Regions from separate parts of the Homo sapiens genome. Here region 1 is linked to region 2. Evidence: chromatin loops called from intact Hi-C (ENCODE). Cell type or tissue: endothelial cell of umbilical vein. All regions are shown on one strand. Each heading gives the region's core, and the rest is flanking DNA. Links, peaks and the distances in the headings are about the cores only.

Region 1 (5,000 bases), core at 1-5,000, 330 kb before region 2:
TCCTCAGAAGGGAAGAACTTGCCTAAGAACTGAAGGCAACCTATTGGCAAAGCTGATATTTGAATCCAGGCCTCCTAAATCCAAGATCGAGACTTTTTCCATATACTACATTTTACAAAAGAGATTCATCTGCAGCAGATTTTAACGTTAGCTAGGACTTAAGTACCTCAGCTAGGTCAAGGTCCATTCACTGGAGATTTCTGCAAATGAGTCCAAAAAAATGATGTTTTTTTAATTTCAAGTGTCCCACGGAGAAGTTTCATATTTATTCAGAGTCCTTGTCTTCCATTATTACACCTAGTTGAATGAAACTGTATAGTATGAAAGGAGGTAGGGAGAATCAAAACAGGAAAAAGATTTGGGTATCTCATAACTGCTGAAAATTAGCAAGACATGGAAGTCAAGAGATCTGGGTGCAGAAGCAGTTTCTACTTCTTCCTACCTGTGACCTTACCTCTTTAGGCCTGTTTTCCCACCTATAACATGAGGGATTGCATTATAATAATCTCAGCATTCTTCTCCAGCTCTAAATTTATGATGAGTCACCCAACAGTGCCATGCAGTGAAAATAGCCCTAAGGCCCTAAGATGTAATTTCAGAGAGTGACTGTGGTTCAAAGATGAAAAACTGAGTGTTAATTGCCCCTTCTCCTGTGCTCCCATGGTCCTAGGGCAGGGTGCTGCTGTAGTGCACATTCTGCTGTGCATGCTGAGAAGCTGGCTCCGGGTCTGCACCAGCAGAAAGGTCTGTGCTTATGGAGGGTGAGCACTGTGTCCTGTGCACTGCCACGTGACTGTTTTTGTAGGCCTTTCTTCCCATCAGACCATGACTACTTTGATGGCAGGGACCATGTCTTATTTATCCTTCTGCCTTAGTGCCTGCCGCTGAGTAGTCTGTAGATGTTTACAGAGTGAAGGAATCAATGAATAATGACTGAGTGAGAAAACTATACTTTTTCAGGGTCAATAAAGGAAATAGCACAAGAGAATCTCCCCTGATAAACTTGTCAAAGTGATCCCAGAATTAAACATTCAGGCTGGAGAGGTTATTAGTGACTTGCTTAAGGCCACATTGTTTAAAAGCAGCAAAGCTAGGACTCCTTTCCTCTCTCCTTTTCTTTCTTTTATTCAGTACCCCAAAAGGGTGTTTGGCTCCAGCATTGAACACAGGTGACTTTGAATAACAATTTATCGGAACAAGATGAATTTTGAAGCAGGTAGGAGGGTGGCTTTTGAGTCTGACAGATGTGGGTTCAAATCCTCTGGGGCCGCTGACTATCAGTGTGATCTATGGCAACTTAACCTCCCGGAAGCTCAGTTTCCTCGTGTGAAAAGTAGAAGTGATAACATCTCCACCATCTCCCTTGCAGGCTGCTTCTGTGGGGTCATTTGAAGGCTTATGGTTAACCCAGATAAGAGGTAGGATGGGAGTTTCTAACACAAGTCTCTTACTGTCCTGCACGATTTGTTGCTTCAGAGAAATGGGGTCTTCTCTATCTTTTTTGAAATTCCATTGTTGGCTTAGACAATGAGTAGCCTTCTGTGTATGTGATGTACATTCTCCCCCAGACCTACTGTTATGTATTTTCCAGCCTACTGAGGTAGTCCAGGCCCATTCACTATACACATCAGTGTGTGCTGGCTTGTGTTTTTACCCTTTCTGCAGCTACAGCCTGAACTAAGACTGGGTCCTTGCAGCTCTCCAACACATGATTGCTGCCTGCCAGAACCACAGACCTTTCTCGGGACTGGCACGAATTTCAGCCAACAGAGCCTGCACAGAAACACATGGAAAAGGCTTCCGGTGGAGCTTACTGTGAGTCACAGACAGCCATAGTTGCACTGGATAGAGAGCTGGCAGATGCCATCAGCATATGCCCTTAGAAACTTTGGTTGTTTTGTGGCCTGGAGAAGAGCCCAGAATTATGGAGCCTAAGAGGCAGCACCTCTGCTTTCTGAAGAGGAAGCCGTAGTGCCGTGGACTTCACCACGTGCACAGTGGCTGCATCCAGACCTGAATGCCCCTCTCATTACTCACCGGAAGTGAGCTTTGAACACTTCACACAGGAAGATGACTCGCTCCTCCAACAAGATGCAGAAAGTCTTTCCAAGCAAATGACTTGAAGTGTTTAAATATTCTGTTTCTTAGTCTGCTTTTTTTCTGTTAAATCCTTCAGCTTGAATGAGCACCTTTATCTGCAAATTGATCTGGTTGTAGCATCCCTTGACCATGTAGGTGGATTTTTAATTTGTACTTAAGGCCAGTTACAATATGCCATCTGCAACTCTGCTCCCTTTATGCTCCTGTAGCACTGCTATAGAGAGGAAGGGTTTGTCGTAGCAATGGGAAATAAAACAATGAGCATACAACTTTTACAATTGGAAATGAAGAAGCATAAAAAAAAATAACGGCTGATATTTGTTATCGGTCAGGCCTGAGTATGAGAATTATGGGTCTCTAACATGCCTGAATTAGCAAGAGGATGAAATTGCAAGAAGGCAGGCTGGAGAACAACCTCTTGACCCCACTCAGCATTTTGGAGCATGGCAGCTTAACAGATCCAACACAGAAAACAAGGGAATGGGTTAGTCTGGTGCTCATTCTCAAAGGTAGATGTGTCTGAAGTGAGAACTCTTGTTTGCATTCTCTGGAACCAAGTAGGGATCTGTCATCTTTTGGGAAGATCTGTCCTTCCTCAGCAGGTGTCCCATCAGCAAGGACAAAATCTGGAACCCAGATTCCAGGGAAAGAAACTAAGAAGAGCTAGGCATGGATCCAGGCCATTCAACAATAGGCTAGGGACAACAGCAGGCTCTGAGCTCAGGGAAGGGACGCTTGGGCAGAAACTAGTCTTACGGGATTGGGGAAGGTAGCACAGTATCACAGGGAGAGCATGTCTTTGGACTTGAAGAGACATAGATTATAATCCCAGTTTTGGTGCTTACTAGCTATGTGATTGCAGGTAGGTCAGTTTCCTTCATGGGACTCATCTGCAAAATAATTCTTACAGAGGCATCATAATACCCAAGATCATAGTCAAATAAACTTGGAATAGAAACTCTGGCCCATCATTTATGAACCATTAGTTCCTTAACTTTTGTCCTAACCTTCCTTAAGCCTCAGTTTTCCTATCTGTAAAAAGGAGATAAGATTACTTATCTTAGATCTAGTGTGAGGATTAATTGAAACATTGCAAGTACAATACTCAGCATAAGGCTCAGAACACAGAACACATTCCATAAATGGTGCTATGATTGGTCCTGGGATATTGGCTCCTGGTCTGGTTGGCAGTGAAGGCAAGGAAAACATGTGTGTGGGATATGCTGACAGTTTAGGGGATGTCCTAGAGTTTCCCATAGTTGTCCCAGTCAGTTTGATCTTGGTATTATGCACTAGGCTGTGTACTGTTTGGCCCCAGTTAAGATTCCAGGTCTGAGAACATTTTTGAAGCCCCTAGATGGATGGGCTGAGGTGATGAAAGAGGTAACTTTGATATGAACTATGCCTCAATAAGTGGGTTCTGCAAACTGGGGAAGGCAGGGCTGAAGCTGACAGCTTTATAGTTCAAAGAGTGTTTTCCCAAATATGATTTAATTTAATTTAACCCTTATAGCTTGCATCACCAAAATTGTCCCCAAATGAAGAAACAAAGATCCTGAGAGGTTCCCTAAGTGGGAGTCAGTGCTGGTACAGGGTCCTGAACTTGGCAAGACTGCAAAACCATGCTCCACCTGTGTCGCAGCAAGGCTGTGGTGTCTGTCCCAATGCAGTAGTCAGTGAGGATCTGCTCTCTGCTCAGTCCTGTGGAGGAGGCTCATAGTGTTGACCCTGTTCCTGCCCTATATATATGTGTATAGTATAATAATAATAATTCTGGGGATGTAATACAGTTACTATTTGTTGAGCACTAACTGCTTAACATATGCCATCTTATTTTTTTTCACAGAAAAACACCATAAATAGGATTTCTGATGTCCATTTTATAGATGAAGAAGGAAGGTTTAGCAAGGCCATTCAAGGATACACAGCTAGAGGACGAGATGGAATTGAAGTCCCTTTGTCAGCATCCTTTTCATTCTTGATGCCATTTCATTTCCCCTCCTGGTATGTTTTGTTATGCAGTTAGCTTAGGCCTAATTTTATATAACCAATTATAAACTGTGAAATAGGATTCTGGTATGAATTTCCTATTCTTCTCCCACTAAGCAACTGATGAATCCCTTCGTGGTCAGATGTGACGAATGGGATTGTTTCTGTTCTACTATGGTTTGAATTTCTACCTTGATAATTACACAAAAACACTATCAACAAAGGTGGACGCCAGGTAAACACTGCTCCCTCCTAAATGCTTCTATGGCTGAGATCCATTCTCTTGCTCTTTTTCTCCTTTCTTCAAGAACAGATGTTCATATTCTTTGCCAATTTTTCTACTGAGTTATAAGAACACATTATATATTAAGAAAATTAGTCCTATTTATTTGTCTTATAGGTTAGAAATATTTACCTGTTGGTCAATGGTCTATCATCTGAATATATAGTATTTTTGGGGGCCTCTGCATAATAGTTCTGTATTATTTTTTAGGAAAGCCTTCCCACTCCAAGAGAAAAAGTAAGTTATTTATATATCCACATCTTATGGGTCTTTGACTTTCTATTCTCTTCCACTGAATTGTCTATTTCCCAATTTCAGTTGTTACAATATTTATAGCTTTATAATTTGAGCTAATATCTGCCATTTTAAAGCTTTTTTTCTGGCTTCTGTTGCATTTTTATGTCTTTATTTCTTTCAGCTATTATACAAATGATACAACCTGCTATGGAAAAAAGAGAAATAACAGATAAGTATACAAAGAAAATACAAGAAAAACATGAACAGTAATAATCTTATCCAAATGTTACTGAGATATTTTTGGAGTACTTAATTTCAATCTTTTTCCTATATGCAAACACACACAACTTTTCTCTAACAAAAATCAGATCATACTGTACTAGCAAACACC
Region 2 (8,540 bases), core at 1,647-6,646:
TGAGGCTCAGAGAGGAAAAGTGACTTACCCAAGGTCACACATTTCATGAGTAGATGGAGCAGTAATTGGAAAACAGATCTTGGGATTCTCAAATCATTTCTCTTTTCCAATAAGGGAGGCTGCAGAGTTCAAGCCAAGGAGCACCTATTGAGCTCCTACTGCATGAGCAGTTAAGCTGTGGGTTAGCAAATACCCAGGAGAAATAGGAGGTGTCCAGGTAATGCTGTCAAGTAGAACTTTCCATGATGATGAAAATGTCCAATATCAATGCTGTCCAACACACTAGTCACTAGCCATATGCAGCTTCTGAGTACTGAAATGTGACTACAGTAACAGATAAACTGAAGTGTTCTATTTAATTTTAATTTAAATCATCATGCATGACAAGTCGCTACCACATTGCAAAGCACTGGTCAAATGGATATGATTAGTATTTCAGAAGCATTTTATTTCAGAGAACAGATTCTGTAGTGTGCACATTCTTGAAGAGGAAATGCTTTTTTTTGGAAGGGAAGATGGGGCAGAAAAGAAGTACCATTCATGGATGGCATACTGACATACTGAATAGCAGCACTGAAGTTAACATTGCTCCCTTACTCTTCCAACAAGCTTGTGCAATGGGCATCATCTTTCCTAGTTTATGAGTGAGGAAAGTGAAACCCACAGGAATTCAGTAAACTGCCCAAGGTCTTATTTGTAGAATGGGAATTTGAACCCGGGCCTGAATCTAAATCAGGTCCTCTATCCCATGCATTACCAACTTGAATGTACATATGAAACATCTGCAGATCTTGTTGAAGTTCTGATTCTAGAGGACTGTGACTGGTGATTCTTCCTTTATAACAAGCTCCCAGGTGATGCGAAGTCTGTGGCTCATGGGCCACACATTAGCCAGAAAAATTCTCTCTCTTTTAATAAACCAAAACTTCCTCCCTTCCTTAACAATCAAGAAACACCAGATACCTACAGAAAGGAGGATAAATTACAAGTTGTAAAGTAATGATTAAAGTTCTGAGAAAGAAAGTGTGCCCTTGTTGACTTGAAAGAGGGCACCTTCCCCATTGGGCAGTGGAGTGGCTCTTCACCAGGCGAGGTTCACCTGCCATCCAGTCACATCTCAGTTTCATCAGATAATGCAAAATCAGCCAGGAAAGGGTTTTTAATCCAAAGGGTGGGGTAGTCTAAAGAACATGTGCTTTGGAATGAGGCTGGTTTGGGGAAGAATCCCAGTTCTTCCCCTCTCCAGTGATATGACTGTGTATGAATCATCCATCCCTCTGAGCCTCCATTTTCACCCCGGGGAAAATGAGGATGAGCATTTGTAATTCATGGAGATGTATTAATAGTAAAGACCAAGAGAAATCCTATGTGTAAAGTGCTTGACAGAGCGCACACTTAATAAATGAGTGTCTCCTCTGCCCCTCTTTTTCCCTGGCCCTCTCGCTCGTTCCCACCCTTCCTGTTTTTCTCACCTCTTTTAGGAAATCTTCTCCAAGGGCAACTCTGAGTGGTGAAGACAGGATGGAGTCAGTTGACTCTAGACCTTGTCCCAGTCTACTACTTTCTACTATGACCTCCAGCAGGGCTGGGAGCTACACAGGCCAGGGACTTTGTTTTCTTCCCCGTCTTTCCTCAGGGCCCATCACAGAAATGCCTTTAGGCCCTCTTCACCACCTCACATCTGCATCTCAACTCCAGGTGGGAAACACAGAAAAGAGAAAGAGAGAGTGTGTGTGTATGCGAGAGCACTAGTCTCATCACTAAATTGTCGGTGCTGAAATCCAAATAACTTTAATTTTAAAAATTAATTATGTGATCTCTTTGACAGGCAGCAGAGTTCATATCAAGGGCCCATGTTTTAACTGAATATAATGAATTTTTTTTTTCACCTTGGAAGAGTCTTAGAGGCAAGATTAGAATGTTCATCTAAAAGGAGTGCAAATTTCTTCAACCATTCCCACGGAGGAAGGTGAGCTCAGACTCACTTTCATCTGTCCCTCTCCCCCATGTGCTTGGCCAGGGTAAGGGACCTCAGGAGGGCCCCCCCAGTCTCCCAGACAGCTGACTCTCCCTGTGTAAATAATTCTAATGCTCTCAGTTATTCACTACTCATCTGAGCCACCTATTGAACTATAAGCTTCAGAATTAGCTTTGTACAACCCACACCCAGCACAGGGTCTGGCATTTATATGTGTTCATAAATGCAACAAATAAACATTTATTAAAATGCATTGATTTGTTCAGTTTTGTTTATACCTCTGTGGTGGATTGCAATATTGATTCCAATTCTACAACCCACCCACTGCCATCTTTTCCACAGCTAAGCCCCCTCCACGCTTCTACCATCCACACACATGCACTTTCTGATGCTGTAGGTTTCGGGTGAGACCAGAAGAACCTCAATTATTAAAAAAAGAGCTTTAAAAATGCCCCATTTTTTTTTTCTCTTTTAGCTTCCCCCCAAATACCCCACCCTCCTTTTTTTTTTCTAAATTTGAGACAAGGTCTCACTCTGTTGCCTAGGCTGGAGTGCAGTGGCACAATTTCAGATCACTGTAACCTCCACCTCCCAGGCTCCAATGATCCTGAGTCAAGCAATCCTCCCACCTCAGCCTCCCAAGTAGCTGGAGCTACAGGTGCACACCACGGCACCCGGCTAATTTTTGTATTTTTTTTTTTTTTTTGTAGAGATGGAGTCTCACTACATTACCCAGGCTGGTCTCGAACTCCTGAACTTGAGCTATCCTCCTGCCTTGGGCTCCCAAGGCGCTAGGATTACAGGTGTGAGCCACTGTGCCCAGTAGTTTTCACCTTTAAATTTTAAAGGTTACTTTTGCAGGCCTCAGGCATGACGGACAATGAGCAGGTGAAAAACCAATAGAAAAGTGTTCAAAAACTCCTGTGTTAACTAACAGGCTTCTGAATGTATCACTGTGGTCCACAGAGAAGGCTAGAGAAAGTAGCAAGAAGATGCTATGTCAACTACTACAGCCTTAAAACAAAGGTGGTGTCTATGTAGCTGAAATTTTTCCTATGTAGCTTGTGTTATTTTTGTTTAATCAAGCAAATAAGAGGGTTTTTCCATGGCAAACAAACAAACTCCAATGCATACCTTCTTTTCTTCTTTTTAACAATGAATAAAAAAAGGAAAGAAGGTACAGTTCTAAATTGACCCAATTTATTTTTCTTTTCTAAATGAGATTAAGATAAAAGTTGGAGAGAGGCCACTCAGATATGCTCAGAAATGATAGCTCAGCTTCTAACGGTTACTCAGCTTACATCTGATTAAGGTTTTCTGTAAAACGAAATTGTTCCTCATACCAGGCCGACTGGACCTGGACAGCTCTAGTCTGGGTCCTGGCCTCACAGTGCTGGGTCTCTCCGGGGCCCAGGCTAGGGACTGGAGATCCTGAGCTCCTGTCATTTCCCTCCCCTCCTTCCTTCCTTCCTTCCTTCTCCCCTGGCAAAGACTGTATCCTGTTGCTCTGAGCAAGGCCCAAGAGAAAGGCCAGCAACAGGTTATTGTGCTGGGAAGGAAGACAAATGAGTCCCTTTTCTGTGGGGCTCCTGGCATCCTGTTGGAGGAAGGAAAGGACAATGCTTTGAGGGAACTGGCTTTGCCGACCCCCTCCTGGCAGGCTCTCCCCTCTCCTTTCCGGTGTACCGTTTGTCAGCCCCAAAGCCTCCACTTCCTGAGTAATCACTAGATGCACGTGTGAGGTATGTGGTTCCCCCCCATGCCCAAGGCAGATTCCTGGCCCCACTTCAGGAAGTGCAGCTCAAAGAGCCCTGGACCAGGACCCTGAAACAAGGGAGAGTCTTGGCTCCTCTCTCTCTACCAGGGTAGCTATTGCCAGATCATTTCACATCTTAGGGCCTCTGTTATGGCAATTGTGTAAGTGCCTTCTGCACACTTGAAACTGCCCCCTGCATCAGGGATTCCCACACCTGCCTGTGCATCTGAGTCACCTGGGGAGCTCTGTTGCCCTACACTCTTCATATGCCCTGCCTGGACTCCAGGCAAAACAAGCAGACACTCCATCCCCAGAAATGTTCTGTGGTAATTCCAGTTCCCCTGAAATTAAAAACAAAAAACAAACAAACAAAAAAACTACCCTTCGTATCCTCTTACCTAGCTCTTTCCTATCCCCCTTCAATAAAGTGGTGGATTGATAGGTACACAGATACAAGAAGCAGTAAGGAGTAGTGGCTAGGAGAGTGAATTTCAGAGACAGACTTCCAGCAATCAAAGCCCAGATCCACCACTAGATATGTAAGCTTGGGTAGAACTTCGAACCGTTAGGTGCTTGCTTTTACTTATCTGTAAAATGGTAATAATAATAATATTACTTTCTAGGACTGTTGTAGGTTTAGGCTAATATGTTCAAAGCCTTTAATATAGAATTTAGCTGATCGAGGATACTATATAATGGTTAACTATTATTATTATTATCCCAGAGGTTCATTGAACATACAATGAATTTTTTTTTTCTGGACCTAATATCAAGCCAAGCACTGGCGACTTAGGAATGAATATGACACATTTCCTGCCCTCAAGAAGTTTTCAAGTCAGTAGGGAAGTCAGACTTATGAAGAACCAATTCTAACAAAATATTGTTACAGGATGGATCTCCCTAGGAAGCAGGCTCAGAAGGTGTTTAGCACTCAGGATGTTCTCAGGGAATGCCTTGAGATGAACACTTGTGGAAGAGGGAAAGGCCACAATCAGGACTGGCAGAGCGAGAAGGCAAAGCATGATGCAGGCTCTAAAACTATCTTGGCCAACCCCACCAACAGCTCTGGAACTAAAATGACCCTTCAGAGTTGTCAAAAGTGAAGCCAAGAAAGCCAGAGCTCTTTATACTCCTGTATCAATCAGTCACTGGATGTAGGTTGCTACAGGAAGGAGTGTGACTTGGGATCAGCCATCTCTTCCCTAAAGGTTGACAGTACCTCAGGAACTAGAGTAACAAGTTCTTGATTGAAAAGGGATCTGGAGCCAGATGCAGTGGCTCACGTTTGTAATCTTAGCACTTTGGGAGGCTGAGTTGAGCGGATTGCCTAAGCCCAGGAGTTCGAGACCAGCCTTGCCAACACGGTGAAACCCTGTCCTATCAAAAATTACAAAAATTATCTGGGCATGGTGGCACTTGCCTGTAATTCCAGCTACCTGGGAGGCTGAGGCAGGAGAATCACTTGAAACCAGGAGGTAGAAGTTGCAGTGAGCCAAGATCGCACCGCTGCACTCTAGCCTGGGTGACAGAGTGAGACCCTGTCTCAAAAAAAAAAAAAAAAAAAAGAAAGAGAGAGAGAGGAAGGAAGGAAGGAAAGAAGGAAGGAAGGAGATATGGGAGATGCATCCCAGTGTCCACCTCAAATCTATAAGGTCAATTTTGATGAAACAACAAAAAGTACAGAGAAGAAGATGAGTAGCTAATAATATATATTTAAAACCCTGATATTTCTATGGCATTTTATATTTTTCAAAGCATTCTCTTAGACAAAAGCTTACTCATGACTTCCAGTCTAGGGTCTTGAGGTAGGTTGGGAAGCCATATGTTGTAAAGGAGAAAGCTTTGGATTTGGAGCAGAGAGGACACCGTGAATTGCAGCTCTGCCGCTGTCTAGCAAGGAGTCTTATGCATGCCTCTCATGTTTTCTAGGTCTACTCTGTGAAAAGGAAATGATCATACATAATTCATGCATTTGCTGTACGGATTTAATTAAATGATAGACAAAAAGTAGAGTGGCACAAGTCAAACTCAAAAAATAGTAACAACAAAATCAATTTCAAAATAAGCAACAGCAATAAATGTTACCTACTATTTTACGAATGAAAATACTGAGACCAATAAAGGTAAGATACTTTCTTAAGAACTCACAGTCAAATGTAGGTACATCCAAGACTGTAACTCACATACTGAGATCAGTTTCATGTGACCTCATAGCTTGTCATCTTACCTATAGAACCCACAGAAGTTGATGAACCTCTGAGGGATTGATTCAGGTGTTTTGTATGTGATTAACATTGGAAGGAATCTTAGAGATCATCTTGTCGCCTTCAGAAATCCGGAGCTTCATGCGGCCCAGTCTTTGCATTGACTAGAATATAAAGAAGCATAACCCAGTAGTAATTAGAAACAAATTCTCATTTTCTCTTATGTCCTTTGAAAACTTTAAGAAAGATCAATTCCCAAAAAACATGTCTCAAGAAATCTTTCCTTCCTTACTAATTTATTGAATTTGACTGTTGTTGCAGGACCACATCCTCAGCAAACACACTGGCACTCTTTCTCAAACTTCAGCCTTCAAGGTGCTATTTTCTTTCCTATATCTCCTCTCAATTCTTTATAATGTAGATGAACTGAGTTTCTGTCTTCTGCCTTGTATGGACTACCTCTCCTGCTTTTCTCTACGCATATTTCACATAAAGCACCACAAAAATCAAGGACTCATATTAGCAAAGATAGAAATCTCCATAGATGGACTGGGTTCATGAGAGAGGAGGAAGGAGAATGGGGCAGAAATGGTACTCAAAATTATTAACAATGGATATAGTAAAGTGTATTAGTCCATTTTCACACTGCTGATAAAGACACACCTGAGACTGGGAAGAAAAAGAGGTTTAATTGGACTTACAGTTGCACATGGCTGGGAAGGCCTCGGAGTCATGGCGAGAGGCAAAAGGCACTTCTTACATGGTGGCAGCAAGAGAAAATGAGGAAGAAGCAAAAGCTGAAACCCGATCATATCTCGTGAGACTTATTCACTATCACGAGAATAGCATGAGAAAGACCAGCCCCCGATGGTTCAATTACCTCCACCTGCATCCCTCCCACAACACATAGGAATTCTGGGATATACAATTCAAGTTGAGATTTCGGTGGGGACACAGCCAAACCATATCATAATGATACCTATGAATCAGAATAGATTAGCCAAGGAATTGGATTAGGGTCCTCAAGGCCCTCTAATGTCCAATGACTTAACCACTGGGCTGCTGACTCACAGGGGGGTATGGAAAATCCTGGAGTAGAGTCTGGAATGGCTGAGGTAACAGAGAATATTCAAGGGACTCAGGGCAACAGAAATCTATCAATTGGTATAAAAATATTTCAATTTTTACTATTTTAACAACTGGTGCAGCCTTACAGGTACATTGCAAACTCTCTCCAAAGCCTGAGCTCTTACCACCACCCCACATTCCCCAAAATGCATGCAAAGAGTCTGACTAGGGAAAACCGTAGTACGTTTCCTCTCTTCTCTCTCTCGTAGGCATTATAGTATACATAGCCTTGGAATCAGAAGACCAAGAACATACAAGAGAACATAGCCTTGGAATCAGAAGACCAAGAAACAATTTAACTCTGCCCCTCTAGAGCTCTGAGAACTTGGGCAAGCCTTTTACCCTCTGTGAGTTTCAGTTTCCTCATTTATTTAATTGAAATAATAATACAGATCACCTGAAATGTAATGAAAATTAAACATCCTTATGTAGGTGAAACCAACTGGCAGCATGCCTGGAATATAGTGAGTGCTCATTCGGTCTCTTGTATTTTCTTTCTATACCCTACTTCTGTTCCCTTGGATTCATATACCTGAATTGGAAACACCCAAAGTCAAAAAGAATAAGAAAAATCTTTAGAAATGTAGCATATTACCAAGATCTGCAAATTTCTGCCCAGAGCAGATGGTTCTAATAAAGAAAGTCGGATCTTATGTTGAGTTCTTTTCTGTCCAAGAATAGAAGACCTTCCCTCTTCTCCAGTAGTGAAGAATAGGATTCATCAGCCTTGGGGGCAAAGTTAAAAACTTGCTCTAGAAAGTGGCCTGGATAGTCAGAAACTGCTTAGACTCACTCCATCTGTTCTATACACATACACACACCTTTGTTTGTCAGTAAAATATTCAATGAGACTTGATAGTCCAATCCTTTGAAACCAGAATAATATTTGAAATTTTGATGATTTTATCTAACTGCTAATATCACTTGCAGGTCATCAGTGTTTTACATCCAACAAACTAATGGTCATTTGCTGCTTTATAAAGAGCCGATATAATTTTGTCTTCCTTGTTATTAAAGGATCAAGCAAGGGTGTTTCTGTACCAGTTCAACTTTCCTTATTTGCTTATTAGTCAGTAATATTCAAGAAAATCCTAGTTTTAAAAAATGTCATTACATGTTAAACTGTGGAAAGAGTCACCATCATTTGAATAAATCTTGAGTAAGCCCACTGTATTAGTCCATTTTCATGCTGCTGATAAAGACATACCTGAGACTGGGAAGAAAAATAGGTTTAATTGGACTTACAGTTCCACATAGCTGGGGAGGCCTCAGAATCACGGCAGAAGGTGAAAGGCACTTTTTACATGGCAGTGGCAAGAGAAAATGAGGAAATGCAAAAGCAGAAACCCCTGATAAAACCGTCAGATCTCATGAGACTTATTCACTACCATGAGAACAGTGTGGGGGAAACCACCCCCATGATTCAAATGATCTCCCACCAGCTCCCTCCCACAACATTTTGGAATTATGGGAG

What was found. Hi-C counts contacts between places; a loop is a spot of excess contacts. Peaks named below come from ENCODE experiments on the same cell type or tissue, not always from the same donor. Only the 100,000 strongest peaks of a DNase experiment are listed, where the experiment ranks them.
Region 1: a loop joins it to region 2, with 7 times the contacts of the local background. A loop is called at or near these places in 5 of 110 quality-filtered maps.

The regions. Positions count from the first base shown.
Region 1 is chr1:58,753,697-58,758,696 of GRCh38, forward strand. It overlaps LOC112268263 (a long non-coding RNA gene), which reads left to right. Exons shown (of 9, transcript XR_007066129.1): 7 at 3,947-4,104; 8 at 4,583-4,609; 9 at 4,791-5,000. Among named protein-coding and RNA genes, the nearest start is that of JUN, 28 kb to the right of the region's middle. RefSeq lists an enhancer at 1,306-2,505. In endothelial cell of umbilical vein, for the core only: no CTCF peak of the experiment used is centred there; a DNase peak (open chromatin) is centred at 1,945; H3K27ac peaks cover 3,451 bases.
Region 2 is chr1:59,080,740-59,089,279 of GRCh38, forward strand. It overlaps LINC01358 (long intergenic non-protein coding RNA 1358), which reads left to right. Exons shown (of 3, transcript NR_110626.2): 3 at 7,276-7,508. Among named protein-coding and RNA genes, the nearest start is that of HSD52, 62 kb to the right of the region's middle. In endothelial cell of umbilical vein, for the core only: no CTCF peak of the experiment used is centred there; a DNase peak (open chromatin) is centred at 3,732; H3K27ac peaks cover 2,299 bases.